Regions from separate parts of the Homo sapiens genome. Here regions 1 and 3 are each linked to region 2. The links are chromatin loops, found by intact Hi-C in ENCODE. Cell type or tissue: dorsolateral prefrontal cortex. All regions are shown on one strand. Each heading gives the region's core, and the rest is flanking DNA. Links, peaks and the distances in the headings are about the cores only. Region 1 overlaps PMFBP1 (polyamine modulated factor 1 binding protein 1). Region 2 has its middle 70 kb from the start of PMFBP1. Region 3 overlaps LINC01572 (long intergenic non-protein coding RNA 1572).

Evidence for each region. A loop is a pair of places that touch in the nucleus more often than their neighbours do. Peaks named below come from ENCODE experiments on the same cell type or tissue, not always from the same donor. Only the 100,000 strongest peaks of a DNase experiment are listed, where the experiment ranks them.
Region 1: a loop joins it to region 2, with 4 times the contacts of the local background. A loop is called at or near these places in 13 of 110 quality-filtered maps.
Region 3: it touches region 2 in a loop (4-fold over the local background); 3 of 110 quality-filtered maps call a loop at or near these places.

The regions. Positions count from the first base shown.
Region 1 is chr16:72,122,451-72,127,450 of GRCh38, forward strand. PMFBP1 (polyamine modulated factor 1 binding protein 1) reads right to left here. Exons shown (of 21, transcript NM_031293.3): 15 at 3,518-3,682; 16 at 2,788-2,955; 17 at 2,317-2,484; 18 at 1,096-1,199; 19 at 464-538. Among named protein-coding and RNA genes, the nearest start is that of DHX38, 31 kb to the left of the region's middle. RefSeq lists enhancers at 2,382-2,491, 2,502-2,561, 3,106-3,607. In dorsolateral prefrontal cortex, for the core only: CTCF peaks have their summits at 2,616 (motif pointing right), 2,816, 4,483 and 4,787; DNase peaks (open chromatin) are centred at 2,631 and 2,953; H3K4me3 peaks cover 488 bases; H3K27ac peaks cover 2,179 bases.
Region 2 is chr16:72,238,326-72,244,997 of GRCh38, forward strand. It overlaps a transcript of PMFBP1 not described here. Among named protein-coding and RNA genes, the nearest start is that of PMFBP1, 70 kb to the left of the region's middle. In dorsolateral prefrontal cortex, for the core only: CTCF peaks have their summits at 3,717 and 3,918; a DNase peak (open chromatin) is centred at 3,703; H3K4me3 peaks cover 711 bases.
Region 3 is chr16:72,426,340-72,433,011 of GRCh38, forward strand. It overlaps LINC01572 (long intergenic non-protein coding RNA 1572), which reads right to left. Exons shown (of 14, transcript NR_126330.2): 7 at 1,051-1,118. It overlaps LOC124903718 (a long non-coding RNA gene), which reads left to right. Exons shown (of 2, transcript XR_007065114.1): 1 at 1-3,724. Among named protein-coding and RNA genes, the nearest start is that of LINC01572, 240 kb to the right of the region's middle. In dorsolateral prefrontal cortex, for the core only: a CTCF peak has its summit at 2,943; DNase peaks (open chromatin) are centred at 850, 1,102, 1,497 and 2,912; H3K4me3 peaks cover 5,000 bases; H3K27ac peaks cover 5,000 bases; H3K27me3 peaks cover 950 bases.

The sequences.
Region 1 (5,000 bases), core at 1-5,000, 120 kb before region 2:
ATGAGGGGAAGCAAGACCACAGGCCCCCAGATGAGCAGGTGGAACAGAAGGGCTCCTCCAACCTGGCCTGCTCACCTGATGATTTCATGAAGAGATGTTCCTTGTTTGTTCCTTCACTTGGGATCTGTTAGAGCATCTCAGCCCCTGCCCTAAATAATCCAGTCTGCCTTTCAGTGCCTGTTCCCTGCTTAGCACCCTTGACCTCTGAGAACCATGAGAGCAGGAAGGAGCAAAAAGACTACTAAACTCCCTTTGGATTTTTGGTGAGAGAACTAAGGCCCTGAGAGGTCAAGTGATATACCCAAGGTCACATAGATGCAGATTCGAGACCTGGGGGTCTTTCCAAAGCACCAGGCCTTTCCTGGGCTGATCCCCCTATCAAGGGCTAAAGCCAGCCCTGGCTCCCTGCTGACCCTTCTTGTCAGCTCCCAGGAAGCAGCCAGGGTGGTTTAAGATGACTTACTCCTTTTCGCCACTCAGCTTGGCAATGTATTTCACCTGCTCTCGGAGCTGGTTTCCTAGTTTCTCATTGGCGACCCTGTAATAAAATCACAGGAGAAAACAGCAGCCAGTCGCCAGCCTCCCGCGAGCAAGGGTGCAGCTGGCTGAATGGGATGCTGGGTTCTCAGCAAGACTGCTGCTGCATCCCACGTCCCCCACGCATCACCCCGTCCGCAGAGCTAAGGCCTTCCTAGCACCTGGGGATTCAGAGGACTCTCTGAACTCAACTCCTATGCAAAATCCTGTGAGCCCCAGGTGAGTTCAAGGGAATGAGTTCAAGGGGGCCAGGCAGTGAAGCTGGATCCTGGGATGGGAGGAGGATATCTGAGCCAATGTCCCCCTTCCTTCTTGCTGCCGAGCAAAGCACCCCTTCCTTCCTGCCATCGCTGTTTCCAGCTCAGCAGAGGGCTTTCCAGGCCTGCCTGAAGGGTTGAGCCCTCCTCTCCATCTTATTTCCATCCCTTGGGTGTGGGCTGAGACTGGATCTGTTTTCCAGGAGTGCAGGGGTGTGTGTGACTAATCTTTGGCACGCATGTGGCTCCTCGGCTCAGTCCAGGCCTCGGACCCTGCCTCCCTTTTTCCTCCCATACTCACTTCTGCTGTTTTGCCCATTGCTCCAAGTTGGTCATAATCTGATCATTCCCTCGGTAGAGCCTACAGGTGTCTTTGGGCACAGACCACTGGGGCAGGCAGCAGGGCTTGGGTACAAGAAGAAAACGAGACAGTCAGAGGTGGGAGCACAGGCCTGTCAGCCCTCCTTCCGAGTCAGGCCTCTTCTATCTCCCTGGGAAAAGAAAACTTGACTCTGCTGTCCAACCCGAGGCCAGAGTTGTGGAGTTGCCACCAGACCTCCCCCTCTGGCTTGTGCGGGTGGCATCTCACACAAAGGTGACATCTCTGAGAAGGCACCATTTATGGCAGAGACACGTAGATTTGTACACTTATAATCACGGTTTTCAGTGTGAAGGCATTAAAGTGACTCCTAAAAAAGAAGTATGCTAAGCCAATTTTCCAACAGATGGAAGAAAAACATCTGGAGGAAGAGGAAGAGATGCCTTCTTTTTCTCTCTTCTTTTTTTTGACACTCTTGCTCTGTCATTCAGGCTGGAGTGCAGTGGCATGATCACGGCTCATGGCAGCTTAACCTCCCCCCCGGCTCAAGCTATCCTCCCACTTAGCCTGCCGAGTAGCTGGGACCACAAGCATAGGCCACCATGCTCAGCTAACATTTAAACTTATTGTAGAGATGAGGTCTTGCTATGTTGCCCAGGCTGGTCTCAAACTCCTGGACTCAAGCAGTCCTCCTGCCTTGGCCTCCCAAAGTGTAGGGACTGCAGGCATGAGCCACTGTGCCCGGCCTAAGATGCCTTCTTTGTAATTCGAGCAAAGGCCCAGTGGCCACCTGAGCTGTCCTGCGGCCTCCTGCCATGAACTTCACTGCTCAGGGAGGTGGGCCTGGGACAAGCCCAGAAGGTCACTTAGTCCATTCTACTGTAGGGTCCAGGGCTGCCAAAAGTGTCAGGATGTACTCTGGAAGGGGACCCAGTGGACTAGGTCAGGGGTAGCTGGTGTACCTGACAGTCTCTTCTCTAGAATGGGGCCTTCGCTCTGCTCAGTATCTATCAACAAAGCCACAAGAACACAGGTGGGTTGAACCAGCAGCTGTGGCTCTTGCTTTGTGCTAAATGGAGGGGGTGACCTTTCCTTTGCTCCCAGGCTCTCCCACCCCCACCAAGGGCTGTCTGGCATTTGGGTGGTCATAGGATGTGCCTGGAGGCACTGAGAGGAGGCACGCAGAAGCCAAGGCATGCCCACCTCCTTATCGTCCTCAAGGAGGTTCTCTTTTAAGGCGGCCATCTCCTCCTGGAACTCCCTGAGCTGCTCCTCTTTGGCTGCCAGCATCTTGAGGTCATTCTGGTGTTGCTTCTGCCACTGCAGCACCTGGCAGCTCATCTCCTCTAGCTTCTTGTCAAAGGCGTGCACCTACTCAGGAGAGCAAAGTGAGGAGGGGGACTCCAGCTGGCCTCCCTGACCGCAGGACCCACAAGGCCAGAGGGTGCTTCCTGGGCCTTGGGATACGTGTTGGGGGTATTTTCTTCTCAGTGGCCAGCAGAGGGCACCCATGCTCCGATCTTTGCTGCCTCTGTCTGAAGTTCAGGGAGCCAAGAAAGTGGAGGGAACCTAGCAGCCCAAGGGAATGACTTAGTGCTAAATAATTCTGGATGCAAGAGGTGACCTTGTGGACCCCTACCAGGAAGGCAGCCCAAGCCCCTGGCAGCTCCTCACCTCCAGCTCACTCTCCTGGTGGAAGCCCCGCAGTTTTCTTAATTCCGTATTGAGCTTTTTCATCCTTTCCTCATAAGCAATGATTTCCTCTTCCAGCTGAGCTTTCTTCTCTTGGGTCTGTGTCAAGCTTTGCTGCAGGCTCTTTGTCTCTGAGGTCACGTGATTGAGCTTCCGGAAAAGACAAAGAGGACGAATGGCTGTCAGAGACTTTGACCCTCTCTGCTGAGTCCTGAATGGAGGAGGGTTCCAGTCCCTTCCTGTCCTCTGCCCAGGGTGACACGGACGGTCACCTTGCCTAGTCTCCCAGAGAGGGGTGGGAAATGACAGTGGTTGGTTTTCTGCACCCTGCTTTCTCCTTCCTACCCACTCCCTCCATTTCTTCTCTTTCCAATCCCATGAATTGATGGGCCAGCCATGATCAGCACAGGATGGGGCATGAATTTCCCTGACAATCCAGACTTTGGGAAAACCTTGCCCCCGAGTCACCCATGGGCAGAAAGGCTTGCTAGATTTGGTTTTGATCTTTGTCCTCTTCCTCCGCCCTCCACCCAACTCCAAGCCTCACAAAGAGGAAGCAGGCCTTCTCTGCACAGACATCCCAGCCCACACAAGGGTTTGAGATGGCCCCATTGACAGTCAATAGGCAGGAAATTGGCTCCTGTGCTTCTCCCGCTACCTTGACGTTTCCTTGCCTGAAAACAGCCCTGGAGACTAGAGGGTGTGGCCTCACCTTCTCGAGGGCTTGTGTCAGGTCATCCTGGCAGGCGGCTGACTTCCGGGATAATGCATCATAGGCTTCTTTGGTGATGGTAGTCTGGAGATAGTGCTTCTCCTTCTGCAGAGCTTTGTCCAGCTGGGCCTGCAGGCTCATTAAGGACTCCTTCTGAAGGGCTATCTTTAAGGAGGGAGAGCAGAACTGTCAGGGTGCCAGGTCAGGGTCATAGAGGCATTCTCTGTGCCTATAGGAAATGAACAAGAGCCAAGCTCTCTCCTGTCTGCAGCAACCTGCAGAGTCCGTGTTAACACTCACATCTTCACTTCACCACTGTAAAAGGTAGAGCTGTCTTTCCAGGCTCTTTTGCACCCCTCAGCCACATCTCTCTTTCTAGTTAGCATTTCCCTCAAACAGCAGGAGTACCAGCGGTGCTGGGGCATGATATGCCAAGTACACAAAAAAGTCCCTTTCACATACTCTGCAGCCTTTGATAAAGACCTGGAATCCGATTTGAGGTTAGTGGACATGATAACAACATGTCCTTTGTGTTTTATGCCTCACTTAGTTCCTGATGTAATTCACTAGACTTGATGTGCCAGAAAGCAGGACTGTGCCTGTGTTTTGTTTCCTGCTGTTTCCCCATTGCTGTAACTCAGGGCATGGCACATGACAGAGTTTCAGGAAATGCTCAAAAATGGTCTTTGTTCTGTCACGTGAAATATTGCATTTTTGGAGTTAGGGATCAATTGATCAACATGTTAGGGAACATGTAGTTCTGGTAGAAGTGTGTTTAAAAACTGAAGTCTGTTTTCAACATCGTAATGAGTATTCATGGTATAGTTAAAAGGAAGTTGGGATCTGGAGTCAGAAAAATCTGGGTTGAGGTCCAGGTTCTATCATTTACTTATTTCTCTAGCCTCAGTTTCTGCTTCCACAAATTGAAATCATTTTAACTGTTTCGTGGAGTTTTTATGATGATCAAATGAGGTGATATGTGTAAAAAGGGCTTTGTTTTACTATACGACTATGAGTTACTGTCACAGACACACACAGAAACTAGCCTTCTTATATACTTTAAGTACAGGACAGAGATCTGCTTCTGAGTCTGGAAGCCAGAGGGAGACCTCAGAAATTCATATGCCTGACTTGTATTCTTTGGTATTCTAGCACACCTGCATCTGAAAGTGGCCATGCACACAGAAACACATTCTTTTGGGTTTTCTTGTTTTATCTCCAGTAACTGATCAGTGCTTCAAGTTTATTACTTTTTCAGATACAATTTTGAGTACCTCTGGCCCTGGGAATTAGTGAGATGAAAAGTGGTAAATTGGACTTCTGACACCATATTTTACATGCCCTGGTGGTGAAACTATTCCTAAAGATGAAATAATTTGGTCTTCTGAAAACAGAAGTGCATCTTTTCTGGGGACTTCTGAAAAACATGGAGTCAGCAGGGTCTGCCCAGTAAACCAGAGGAATCACTGGAGAAACTATAATT
Region 2 (6,672 bases), core at 903-5,902:
TTTTAATAATAGGCATTCTGACTGGTGTGAAATGGTATCTCACTGTGGTTTTGATTTGCATTTCTCTAATGATCAGCAATGTTGACTTTTTATCATGTAATTGTTGGCTGCATGTATGCATGTATGCCTTCTTTTGAAAAGTGCCTGTTCACGTCCTTTGCCCACTTTTTAATGGGATTTTTTTCTTGTAAATTTGTTTAAGTTCCTTATAGTCTATATGTCAGTAATCAATTGCTCACTTCTTTTTGAAACATGCTTCCCTTTAGACTTAATTATATATCTTGAGCTTTCAGACTTCTGTGGAAGGACCTATTCACAGGCAATATCAGGAACCATAAAGTACCTGCTATGTTTTGAGCATATTTTCAGAAACACAGGCTTTATTGCATAGATAAAGATTGTCTCCAAAACATGGGACAACCAAGCCTATTTTCTAAAATAACAACCATTCACTCTAGTCTAGTGGTTTTCAACCAGAGGTGATCTTGCTCCCCATGGAGCAATGTCTAGAGACATTTTAATTGTCACAGCTTGGTGGGGTGGGCGTTACTGACATCTAGTGGGTAGGGGCCAGGGATGGTGCTAAACATCCTAAAATGCATAGGACAGCCCCTCCTCTGCCTCCCCTCAGCAAATAATTATCCTGTCAATTCTATGAAGAGGGTGCTGCATAATAAAATATACCCAAAAAAACAAAAAAACAGGAAAAGGGATTTTGCAAAAAGTAAGGAAAAAATCAAAACAAGAATTGTCTAGCCCCAAATGTTATTAGTGCTGAGATTGAGAAACTTTTTTCCTAATAGTACCATTGAAACTGAAATCTCATTAAGACTCCTGATGGCTCTCTAAGCAAAAACAACGATAACATGTTTCCATGTTTACCCCACCAGCCACACATATATTCTTCAATTTTTTCTTCCTCAGAAGCAAAAAGTAGGATCAGGAAGACTATGAAAGGCCATTTGTTTTGAGACTTGAAGGAATCAGTTTGTTCTTTTGTAACCCTTCCATTGTCTGTTGATCACCACATATTTTGTTAAGGCTTTTTACATGATACATAATCTTTTGATCCATTCCTTTATCTACCCCAAAATTCTCTGCGATGCTAAATAAAACACATTCTCAATTTATATGCATTTTCTTTTTTACCGTTTAATTCCTAGTGTGGGCCTTTCTTTAAACCTTTTTTAGAAGGAAAAGTACAGCTACTGAGAGGTCCTATTTGGTTTACAATCATGTCTGGTTTATCATTACTATCATCTAGTGCCTCCAAGAATGTTCCTGTTGGCTGGGCGCAGTGGCTTGCACCTCTAATCCCAGCACTTTGGGAGGCCGAGGCGGGTGGATCACAAGGTCAGGAGATCGAGACCATCCTGGCCAACATGGTGAAACCCCGTCTCTACTAAAGATACAAAAATTAGCTGGGTGTGGTGGCATGTGCCTGTAATCCCAGCTACTCGGGAGGCACGAGAATCGCTTAAACCCAGGAGGCGGAGGTTGCAGTGAGCCAAGATTGCACCACTGCACTCCAGCCTGGTGACAGAGAGAGACTCCATGTACAAAAAAAAAAAAAAAGAAAAAAAAAAAAAAAAGAATGTTCCTGTTGTCATTAGGTGTTTGTGAAGAAAACCCATGAGGTTTAATATTAAAATAGGAGATATACTCGAGGGTTTAGGGGTTTCTTACCCAGAACCTCAGGTTCCTTAAGCACCAGGGAAATATTTTAATAAAAATGCACAGAACATTTCAGCTAGAGATTAGTCCAATAGGAGGGAGGACATATCAGGAGGTAAATACAAGTTATAGATGCAAAAATACCTAACAGGTCATATCAGGTAGACTGTGGCGCAGAGAACAAGGAGGCTGTACCTGCTAAAGACCTAGATTCTACAGGAATAAAAGGAAATGCTGGTTTCTTTCTAGTAACTTAACATGGTTACTAGTTTGCAGAGCTTAGTCAGAATCTCAACGACTACATACTTGAATATGACCAAATTATTCTAATGTTTCAGATGAAAATATATAGACAGAAATAAAGCATTGTGATTTTTGCAAGCAGCGCTTGCTTTCTTGGCTAATTCCAAACGTCTCTACTAAAAGTAGGACAATTCTGCCTTCTAATAGAATTCCTGACTAGGCAGATCATTTTGTTAAGATAGATGTTCGTTAGCATTTTGGTTTCCTTAATTTCATACCATATTCTATTTTATTCCTTTGTATCATGGTTGAAAGTGCATATGATTCTTATCTCTTCCTTAGGTTTTTATTTTTTCATTGTGACATCTGTGCTTGAATCATGGTGCAGCCAAGCTGTAGAGGCTTAATTCTTTTAATGGGAAGACAGCATGCTGTGGCAGAAAGCATGCCAGCCTGGCATCTGCTGTTCTCCGGCTGAGTGTCCTAGGACAAGTCACTTCTCTGTTATGTCAGTACAATTAGGGCTGTACCAAAAGATCTCTAAGGGGTCCTTTCCATCTCAAATATTCTTCATATTTTGAATCTTTTTATATGTAAATATGACAGTAGTAACACAGTAACTCTGTTATCTTTCCTTATTTTGCAATTGTGTGTTGGGTGGTGTGTGTGTGAGAGAGAGAGAGAGAGAGACAGGGAGAGCGTGCAAGAGAGAGAGAGAGAGAGTGGCAAAGGTGCAGGTGGAGGGGGTTAAGGGGAGGAGGGACTACTTAACCTTGGTAGACAATATGAAGGTGTAATAATCTGTAAACATAACTTATGTTAAAGAAGATATGTAGGTATTTAAATACCTCTTGGAGGAATATGTAAGTACTCATCATGGTTACAAAATAGCACTCTCAGAAATGGCTCTCCTCCCTCCTCCAGGACAGATAAAGCACCTGCAGGCTCTCACCGACCACTGAAACAGCCATGAAAACCCTCATGCTTTTATACAGCAGGACAAAGCTTTGAAGCTTTGGCTTTAAATCACTCCAGCATCTCCCAGCTGTAATGAGGATAGCATTTCCCTAGTCAAAACATCCTGGTTCTATTTATAGGTGTTCACTTCTCTGAATAATAAACAAAAGTAGCAGGCTATTCTCATATTATGTCATTTTCCTTCAGCTACCCTACTATTTAATATAATGCCAATAATTAAAAAAATTTCAAAGCCATCATACCTAACAGTGGGTTCAGTTAATTACCTTAGAGAAGACACTGACTGCCATATATTTGAACAGCCAAAGCCTTGCAAGAATATTTGATTGGCCTTTGTTTACCGAGGGTTTCCAGTATCTCCCTCTCTACTTCATGGGGGTGGGTTCAGTTCTTTAAATGATTCCAGAAATAACCAGTCTCCCTAGTTGAAGGAAGGCTGTTTTCATCTACTAAGTAACATCCCTTCGCTTGTGTTGCTTTAAATAAGGATGGCAGACAATTCAGCATCCATGGAGACAGCCACAGTTCACTTCTATTCTTTTTCAAATGTAAGTTTGTATTAGGTTATTTAATGGACCACAATATATTCAGTAGGTACAGAATTCATACCCCCAAATGGCTGGTGTTTAATTGCATCCCTCCAGTCTGTTTTAACTAAGACATTTCCTCCTGTGCATATAATCTTCATTATCATAGAAGTTATTTTTAATTTATAATTAACATAGTCTCCTTCTCATTATGTATGCCTTGATCGACTTGGACCCTCCGGACACATCTTGTCTGGCACGGTGCTGGTTGTGTCCTGCAGTTCTCTCAATGTGCAGTAGGTGTCTATCTTAGCCTTCCCTTCATCCTTCCTTCTCTTCTCCTCCCTGACACCGTGATATAGTGCATAATTCCAAAATGGCAGCTTTTTGAAAATTCACCTTGATTATCAGACATTAAAAGTGACTCATCCCGCAGTGACTGTCTGGCAGAAGGGATGGGATCAGACAGCAAGACAATGAGGGGACTGGGCGCATTAGCGCACTAGATTACAGAGCCCATCAAAAATACCTTTGTTCTGTCAAAGATCCAATCATTTACTAGTTGTGTTCTGCAGAGGAGAAAGAATGAGAGGGAAAAATACACCAAACAAATAAACAAAAAAATACATTTATGAATTTAAAACCTCCTTAGTTCTCTTTATTCTAAGAGTAAAGGAAAGTATCTAATTAACCTTCTCAGGAGAAGAAAAGATGGGGATTGTGCTTGTGAGACAAAAATCTATAGAACCTTTTCTTTTTCACTAGCTATCAAAATTTCTACATTAGCTTCTGTCCTTTGGGTCTTGGTAAGAGGGAAATTGTCAAGTTTTCAGGGTTTGGTCTTGATTACACTGCACTCAGCCTGATTTATGGCAGAATATTTAGAAGACAAACTGTTTCCGAACTAGAACGTTCATTTTCATTAAAAGCAATGCTTTTGATTTCTATCTTGTCACAATATAATGCTAACCAAGAAATGCGTGATGGATGAAAGGGGAAAATATGTGTAAGGGCTATTATTGAGAAATACTTTATAAGCATCTAAACTGGCCCATATAAAAAGGCAGTAAGAATCTTTGAAAAGAGAGAGCACATGAATTCTTGCATCAAGCATGTGTGTGTTTGTGTGCAAAGGGGAGGAGGGAACTGGAAAAGAAGGGAGGAGAGCGACGAAGGCGTTCATATTGAGCCCTGGGTGGGTATAACAGGGTGAGATGTGTTGTATCGTCAGCATGACTGCAAGCCTGGTGAGCTTGTGATTCTCCAAGGAGACAAAATATCCAAATGGGAGGTTGGTGCCTGACTTTTGTCTTTTTATCATTTTCATCATTTGCCTATGAACTCAGAGGAGCATTTTATCAGTCATGGAAAATGCCCCCAAGGGGCCCAGATCAAAGGCAGGCTTTGAATTGTGTACTTAGGTGGATCTTCCTGCCAAAGACATTAATGCGATTAAAACACAAATTCCATAAACAATTATTTTCCATCTGTTTAGCAATAATAATAGTGATGTTATGTGCTGTCAATGGTGTCCTTCCTTACAATGAGGCACCAAGTGAATGCAAATACCCTTCTGCACGTGGATGCTGCAGCACTTTGGGAGGATTTGGGAGGTTTCATCTGCCAGCAGGACAGGAGAGTGGCCACTGTCACCATGCAGGGATCTCTGGAAAAGAATGGCTGTATTTTAACTGTCATTTGCAAATAGATTCATTAAAACAACTCATTGCATTCCACCAATTGTGCAGTGTACTTGTATACTGGTGTAAATTGGAGATTTGTCATTTCTTGCCTCTGCCTCCATGTTTATTTCTACTGTCAGGTACAGAAAATGTACCCCTCTTTTTGCCCCTCTTAATTATCCCCAGTATCAATAACTCTGTTCCTTTATTGATGGAGGAAGGGAGATTCAGCAGGACTGCCAGTCCAAGTGGCTCAGTCACAGTTACACATTCAGAGACCTACTCATGTTTGTTTGGATTCACAACACATACTCTGAGTAGGGAGAAAGAGAATCTATAAGCTTTAAAGATCTCTGCCTAAACCAGACCAAGAGATTAAAGGGGAGGGCAAAGGGGAGGGTCCAGACTGATTTCCGCACACCAGCACTCGTAACACAGGGATAGATTCCTGAAAGAGGGACTGACCTGCACGAGAGTTTTCATCAGTGGAATTTTAATGAGCCCTAAAGGTTAGCCTTCGACTTCGTTAACAAACAGCTCTAGAGATAATTTCCAATTTTCAGTGTTTATAGAATAGTGGTTCCTTGGTCATAATGAAATTCTGAGACTGTCTAGAGCCTATTCTGCATGTCCAGCTGAGGCTGAAACACAAACCCTCAAAAACAATTAAACGTGTGCTCAAAATCAAATGCAGAAGAAATAAAAAGAGGAAGGCATTTTGCAAATTAAAGTGATCACATTAACCTCCTTTGATGAAATCGGTTCAGTCAAATGAAAAATACTTATTAAAAAAACAAACCCTGCACAGATATTTTAGCTATTGAGGGTAATGATTATTCTAATATTGAAATGGACACAGACAAGAAAAAAAAGAGAGATAATAAACAAAAGAGGAAAGCTTCATTCCCAGTAGCTAGAGACCAGAGTCCCTGTTATGTGTAAGTGGGTTGTAAATGTGTAGAAAAGAATATAGATGCAAATATTGCCAAAATTGACACTAAAGGATAAAGGATAGGTCAGTTTGTTGAAAATACGTCCCCTCTCCTTCTTCTCCCCTCTCCCTGCTTTCTCAGGTTCTACTGGGTCCTTGAAGAATTGCCATAATTGCACCAGAAAGGAAACAAGTATGACTGAGATTCCAGCCACATAAAACAAGAGCAATGGGTGGTTAAGACAAAGGGCCACATCTAAAGATTTCTTTTCCTCCAAAACTGGGTGGAAAATCCTTTCACTTTCTCCAAAAGGATGACCAAATCTCCTACTGGTATGGGGACCAACAGAAGATGCTTGAGCTGTAAATGCTGGGAGAAATATTCTTTAGTTTATTAAAGTTAGGCTAAATTTTATTTCTTCCAGTGCAACAAATCCCTTTCACTCCCCAGGCTAGCCACTTCCCTTCTTGATTCACAGAAGAATGGAAGGGGTTAAAAAACAAAACAAAAACCAGAGCTGGCCTGAAACTCTGCCACTCCAAGGGTGCAAGAGGTTAGGGAGCAAGGGGCCCCGCTGCGTGATGCTCTGGTCAGTTTTGGGCACGCAAGAGAGCATGGGGGGCATGAGAGTCGGGC
Region 3 (6,672 bases), core at 684-5,683, 190 kb after region 2:
CACCAAAATCGTTTGCCCGTTTGCCCGTGCCAGGGGTGATCTGGGCATCTGTTGCAGCAGAAGGCGCTTGTGTGGGGCTAATTTTTCTTTTGGTGGGGGGGACAAGCTGTTGGCTTGTTTGCTATTTCAACTTCGTTTATAATTAACTTAAAAAAAACCCCACCATTCAGCCTAGTCAACAACAAACAAAGAAAAAGCAGACATCGGAAGAGAAATGCCATAGGAAGCGGCATGAATACATGCCACAGCCGGTGCCACTTGCCACTCGGAAAACCTCAGGGAAAGATGCCAATTCTACAGCTGCGAAGAAGGCAGAGAAAGGAGGATAAAGGTCTACAACTAGAAATCATAAGGAAAGAATACTGCTTGTATAATCCTGGATTGCAATTGCACACAGCCTCTGCTGGGAGAAGAGAGGGAATATTTAAATGGAGATATAGATGGGTATAAATTAAAAGATAGGCACCTATCGATTGCGTATAAACACATGTGTAAGGTTGTATGTGTATATAAATATGCATATTTTCAGACAAACGTTTAGATATGTATATATTTTGTGCTACAGGTATGGGTATGTATATAGGTGTATATGTTTATGCATATACACACATATGTAGGATGTATGCATGTGTGAGAAAAAGGAGGGAGAGAGAGGAGAGAGAAGGAAATATGTGTATGTGCATGTATGTGTATGCATACATCCCACTTTTTGACCCAGGTATACACAGAAGACAAAATAAAAATCATACTCCAGCAGCAAGCAGGCAGCCAGAGATTTATCTACATTCACTGCTATCACCAGGGAGATGAATGGGGCCGATCTGAAGCCCTTTTACAAGATCCACTATGGGAGTGAAGGAGGAGGAGGGATGCCACACAGACATGCACAAACTTGAAGGCAGAGCGATTTGGAAGGGGCTACTGAGGAAACACTGGTGGCATAACGCAGGGGAGAAGAAGGGGAAAGAGGCTTGTCTCTCTCTCTCTATGTTTTAGGTGGTTGTTTTTAAAAAATCTGCAAAAGGGTTTCAGGGAACGGCTGGTACTTACGTTGTCTGCGTTGCTGTGGATCCTGAAAGGTGTTCTGTTGGCACCGGGCGCTGAGCCAGGGGCAGGCGCTGGAAACAAAAGGGAGAGACAAAAAAATAAAGTGATTCAATGGGAATATTAATTGCTGCTCTTGTGGATTTTACAAAACACATAAACTGTTTTCTTTTTCTTTCTTAAAAAAAAATGTGGATTGGCGCGTGTCCCTTTTGCATGGAATATACAAGTAGTATGGGATTTACAGCCCAGTTACGGGACTCAGGATTAGCTGCGCTGGCATCTTTTGGGCATATTCTTCCTTTTAATGAATGAGCTTTCGCTGTTAATGAGGAATAATCGTTTGGCTAATGAGCTTTGAAACATTAAGAGAAAAGAGGTTTTTTCCGTTAATCGCTCTGGTGCGACTGCATGGATGGATTACAAAAGACAGCAATAGGAACGCAGTACAAAGGGGGGGACCTCTCCTGCAGTGGGAGAAGCACCGAGATGGGTGATGTGTCCCTGCGTCTTTCCTTCCTTCTCTCTTTCGCTCTCTCTGCCAACTGCTATGGGTTTCCATAACTCTGCAATCAAAGTGGATGGTCGGGAAGGATTATTACACAGAGTGAAGCCTCCGCTGTTAATGTCTCCAGTGTTTAATCATCATACAGTAGAATGGTTTTATGCATATTTCATTTGCATATCATTAAACTGTGTTAGTGAGGGGCATTCAGAACCAGGAGAAGTACAAAGTTGGGGAGAGAGGGAAGAAAAAAAGGTCCCTATGATGCTTATCTTCAAACGGGGACTTGTTCCATGATCTGTCTTCTACTTTTGCTAAAATCATTATGACTTGGAAACCTTTGAAGTTGGATACAACCTTGGATTCTTCTAATTCCTGCAGAGCAGTGTATTTTACAAAACAGCAGAAATGTTCCTGCACTAGACAATTAAAGGAATATAAACTCCAGTGGGCTGAAACTAGTAGCTCTTTGGGGAATGCAGTAGCAGAGGCTTCTACAAATACCAACACTTAAAAATATATAATAAACAGCATCATATTAGAAACAAAGAAAACGAAGACAAGAAATATTAACACGTGGATTATATTTGTTTCTTTTGGGGGGTAATGAACTAAAGAGAATGAAGAAGCCATCGGTAATTTATCCCTTCATTAATGAACAGTCACCTTTTTGTATGTGTTTGTTTTTGTCCTTTCTTTTTGAAGAGGGATGTTGTTACTTTTGAAGCAATTAGTCAATTATTTTGTAGCTCTGATCTTTTCCCCCTGCACCCGACAGGACAGAAAGGTGGTGGTTAGGGAATATGTGAGTACTTGGGGAGGGGGGGACTTGGTGGGGAGAGAAAGAATACAGTGAGTTCTTTGTAGATCTTATACATGCACAACATATTAATTGGGGGCTTTTAAAGCTCCCTCAATGGGCTATTTCATTCCTGGTAAAACAGCAGCTGGTTAGCCACTACTGGTGACTCTTCAAATATTACTTCATTTTTATTCTGTCGCCGTTGTTGTTGTCTTGCTTTGTTTTTCCTCAGTTAAGAATGAAAATGTAGTATCACCCCCTCTTTAGTGAGTCTCTTCTCCATCTTCTTCACTCCAATTTCCAAACTGTAAAACAATGTTGGCTTAATACTGAGTCCTGGTGCACAGTCTAACTGGCACAACTTGATTTGGAAATGAGATGCTGCTTTATATTTAAATTACCCCGGCTCCCCCCTTATCCTCCAAAGCTTTGTCTCTGTTATGAATATGCAGATGAGGCCTGATGTGATTACACTGTACAATTACTCCTATCCATGGTGGTGTCAGGGGCTGCTAGGGAGACAGAGAGTCAGACAGCCTCCAAGCCAATACAGAGTTTTGTTTTCGGTATTTTTCCTATCTCCTTGGCACTGCGGCACATGCAGATGTCGCTGTTGTTCTTTATAAAGCCCTAATGTATGCAAAAGCATAACGATTTGGTTTGGACGCAAAGCATCAACGAAATATTATGGATGTCTTCAAGAAAGGGGGAGAGAAAATCCTGACTGAAGGAATGTCCACATAAATTATTTTTATTTAAATGAATTCAAAGGATGGGATGAGGGCAAGTCAGACGGAGTCGCGTGGAAAACATGAATAATATTAATATGCATAAAGAATTCTCACCAACGAGGAGAAGCTCCTCACTACAGCTCTTGGGACAAACAGGTTCATTAGGAAACAGCTCAGAGCGACTACAGCATTTTGCTATTTCAATTTTTTCCCTTATTTTAAATGAAGAGTCAGACAGATGTGTTTTCTTTGCATGGCAGCATTGAGATGGATCCAATCTGCGAAATTTGCTGCCCAAATAGCATTTCTAATGGAAACTGGAACTAAACAAGGGCACGGATATGGGAGGGAGGGGAGAAGAGAGAATACACGAAGAAGAGTATATTCAGAGCCACTGCATGGCATTTTGAGTACAGGAGGTTTTCAGGAACGATCTTTGCTTCATTAGTCTCCCCTGTGGGCTCCTGATGTAGGGAGCTATCAGGGTATACCAAGATGAGCACTGAGACAGGCCTTTCTAGGTCTGAGGCTGAGGAAAGCAGCGGCAACTTGGTGCCTGTCCCCCAGAGCTGTCTACAGTTCAGAAGCCAAAAGCACAGCTACTTCTAATTTGGGGATGCAGTAGAGTGCCTACTGATCCAGGTATTTGTGAAAGATGGAATTCTTGGTGCTATCATAGTATACATTGCTAAAGAGCAGATGAAATCGGCTGCTTAAGGAGGCCTGATAATATTTATGTTGGTTAATTCTCATGATAATGATAACTGCACTTGTCTAGTATTTTCAGAATGTTAAAATTACCAGTGTGGCTTAATGCATGTTTACAATAAATAGAGAGGGACAAAGAGTGAATGAGCCTATTGGGTGGATTCAAAACTGATAAAATATTTGGACTATTACTCATGGTCTCCAAGGATTAACAAAGAAAGTCAAAGAAGCAGTAGTCGGAAAAAAAGAGATTTTGTTACTTCCCTTGGGCAGGTGGACAGAGTTCAAATTACTTTCATAATTCAGCTAAAAGAATTTTATACTTCAGTTGAAATTACATGAAGACATTTTTGATCTGATATACATATCTGCATAAATTTCTATTATGACATCATAACGTTGACCTGGAACTGGTCTGATTATAAGCATGTTCTAAATACTGTTGCTCTTCACCTATAATCTCTAAAACTTCCATTTATAAGTTTCTTTTAAGACTCCCCCTCCAATAATTTCCAACTGTTACACGATTCTCAACTGTTGGTACAGTGTACAAAACTACAGAGTACAGTGAATTGATGATTATTTGGAGAATGGCTATTTAATCTGAATTATTCATATTTAACCTCTTATACTTTCCATCTCTGTTGCCAGAATTACGGATATAGAATTTTGAAAGAATACATGTAAAGAATTAAGCACAGTATCTGCACATAACAAGCTCTAAATAAGTGTTAGATTTTATTACTGCTATCATTACTATTATTACTTCAGTGTGTTGGTTACCATTTGAGAGAAATAAGGAAAAGAAAATAAAATTCAATTTAAAATTCAACCTTTACTTTCACTATTAAATAGCAATGCAGGTAAAAGGCTGAGTGGAAAAGCATTAAATAGATATTCATGGTGAATAGACTGTGAATGATCTGTAATCAGAAGTCAAACTACAGCTTATGTCAATGCACACTAGACCCATGAAAGAGTTCCATTAAAAATGTATGTATAATTCTGAAATTTTCATGTTGCATGACATGAATAGTCTGATAAGAGAGTTCTATCGTGGTTGGTATGGAGGGTTTTGGGAACTGAAAGGTGCTCATTATTTAACTACAATGATGAAGCAATGCCAACTTTCAGTCTTTTTTTTTACAAAAATAAGTTATATTTTTGAATAAGTAATACATTACAATGAAGTATCAATAATTTAAATAATGTAGAAAGGAAAAGGTCTCTGTCTTTTCCCTCTTCTACCCATGAGTTCCTCACCCAACCCCCAAATAAGTAATCACTGTTACTGTTTTCTTGTTCATTCTACCAGCTATTAATATATTAAGAAGATATTAATATAGTCTCTCTCCTATATCTTACACAAATGATACTTTTTACCAATATTCCTTAGAATTTTCTGTCAACACAATAAGTTCATTTGTGACTAGACAGCTTCATTTCCAGTAATCGTGCCAATTATTCCTTTTTCCTTATTTCATTGGTGAGGACATCTAGTACGATGTTGAATAGAAGTAGTGATAGGTGAGTGTAAACATCCTTACCTTGTTTGCAATCTTAGGGGATGTCACTGTCTTGTTCATGGTCTTAGGGGAAGAAGAATTCAGCCTTTCATTACTAAGAATTATGCCCTTTATCATGTGAAAGAGGTTTCCTTCCATCCTTAGCTAACAATTTTTCAAAAAATCATGAATGGTTATTAAATTTTGTCAAATCATTTTCAGCCTCTATTGAAACAAATAACAGCTTAAAGCTGTGAGTATAGTGAATTACAATGACTGATTTTCATATGCTAAACCAACCTGGCAATCCTGGGACAATGCCCCATTGATCATGATATATTAATCTTTTTGTATATTGCAATAATTGACCTGCTAACATTTTGTTAAGAATTTTTGAATCCATGTGCATGAGAGACATTAGTCTATAATTTTTTGGGGGATGTAATAACTTTGACATTGTTATCAGGGTCTTGCTAATAGCATAGAATGAGTTGGAGAGTGTCTCCCTCCTCTATACTCTGAAAAAGTTTGTATAAGATTATTATTTTGTCCTTAAATGCTAAATTCAATTAATCAGTAAAGCTATGAGGCCTGGGGATTTCTTTGTGGACAGTTTTCATATAACAAATTCAATTTTTTTTTTTTTTTTTTTTTTGAGACAGAGTCTTACTCTGTCACCCAGGCTAGAGTGCAGTGGCATGATCACAGTTCACTGCAGCATCAACTTCCTGGGCTTAAGTGATCCTCCCACCTCAGCCTCCTGAGTAGTTGGGACTACAAGTGTATGCCACCACACCTGGCTAATTTGTTTTTATTTTTATTTTTTGTACAGACAGGGTCTCACTTTGTTGCCCAGGCTGGTCTTGAAGTCCTTGCCTCAAGCGATCCTCCTGCGTCAGCCTCCCAAAGTGCTGGTATTACAGGCATGAGGCATTGTGTCTGGCCTACAGATTCAATTTTAGAAAAATGATCTTGGATTATTCAGATTTCTAATTTATGTTAATTTTGGTAAGCTGGGGTTTTCAAAGAATTTGTCTATTTCACCTTAGTTATCAAACTGATTGGAATACATTTGTTAATAATATCCTATTATCCTTTTTCTTATCTGTCAGAATTTTGGTGATGTCCTTATTTCATTTGTGATATTGGTGATTTGTTTTTTTCCTTCAGCTTTTTAAAATCAATTTTATTAATCTTTTCAGAGAATCAATCTGATTGTTAATTTTTTTATTTCAACTCCCAATTTTATAATATCCTTTCTTCTATTTACTTTGAGTTTAATTTGCTTCTCTTTTTCTAGATTCATAAGGCAGAATCTTAGATAATTTTACACTTTACTTCCTATAACAGATGTGTAAAGTGATATATTTTCCTCTA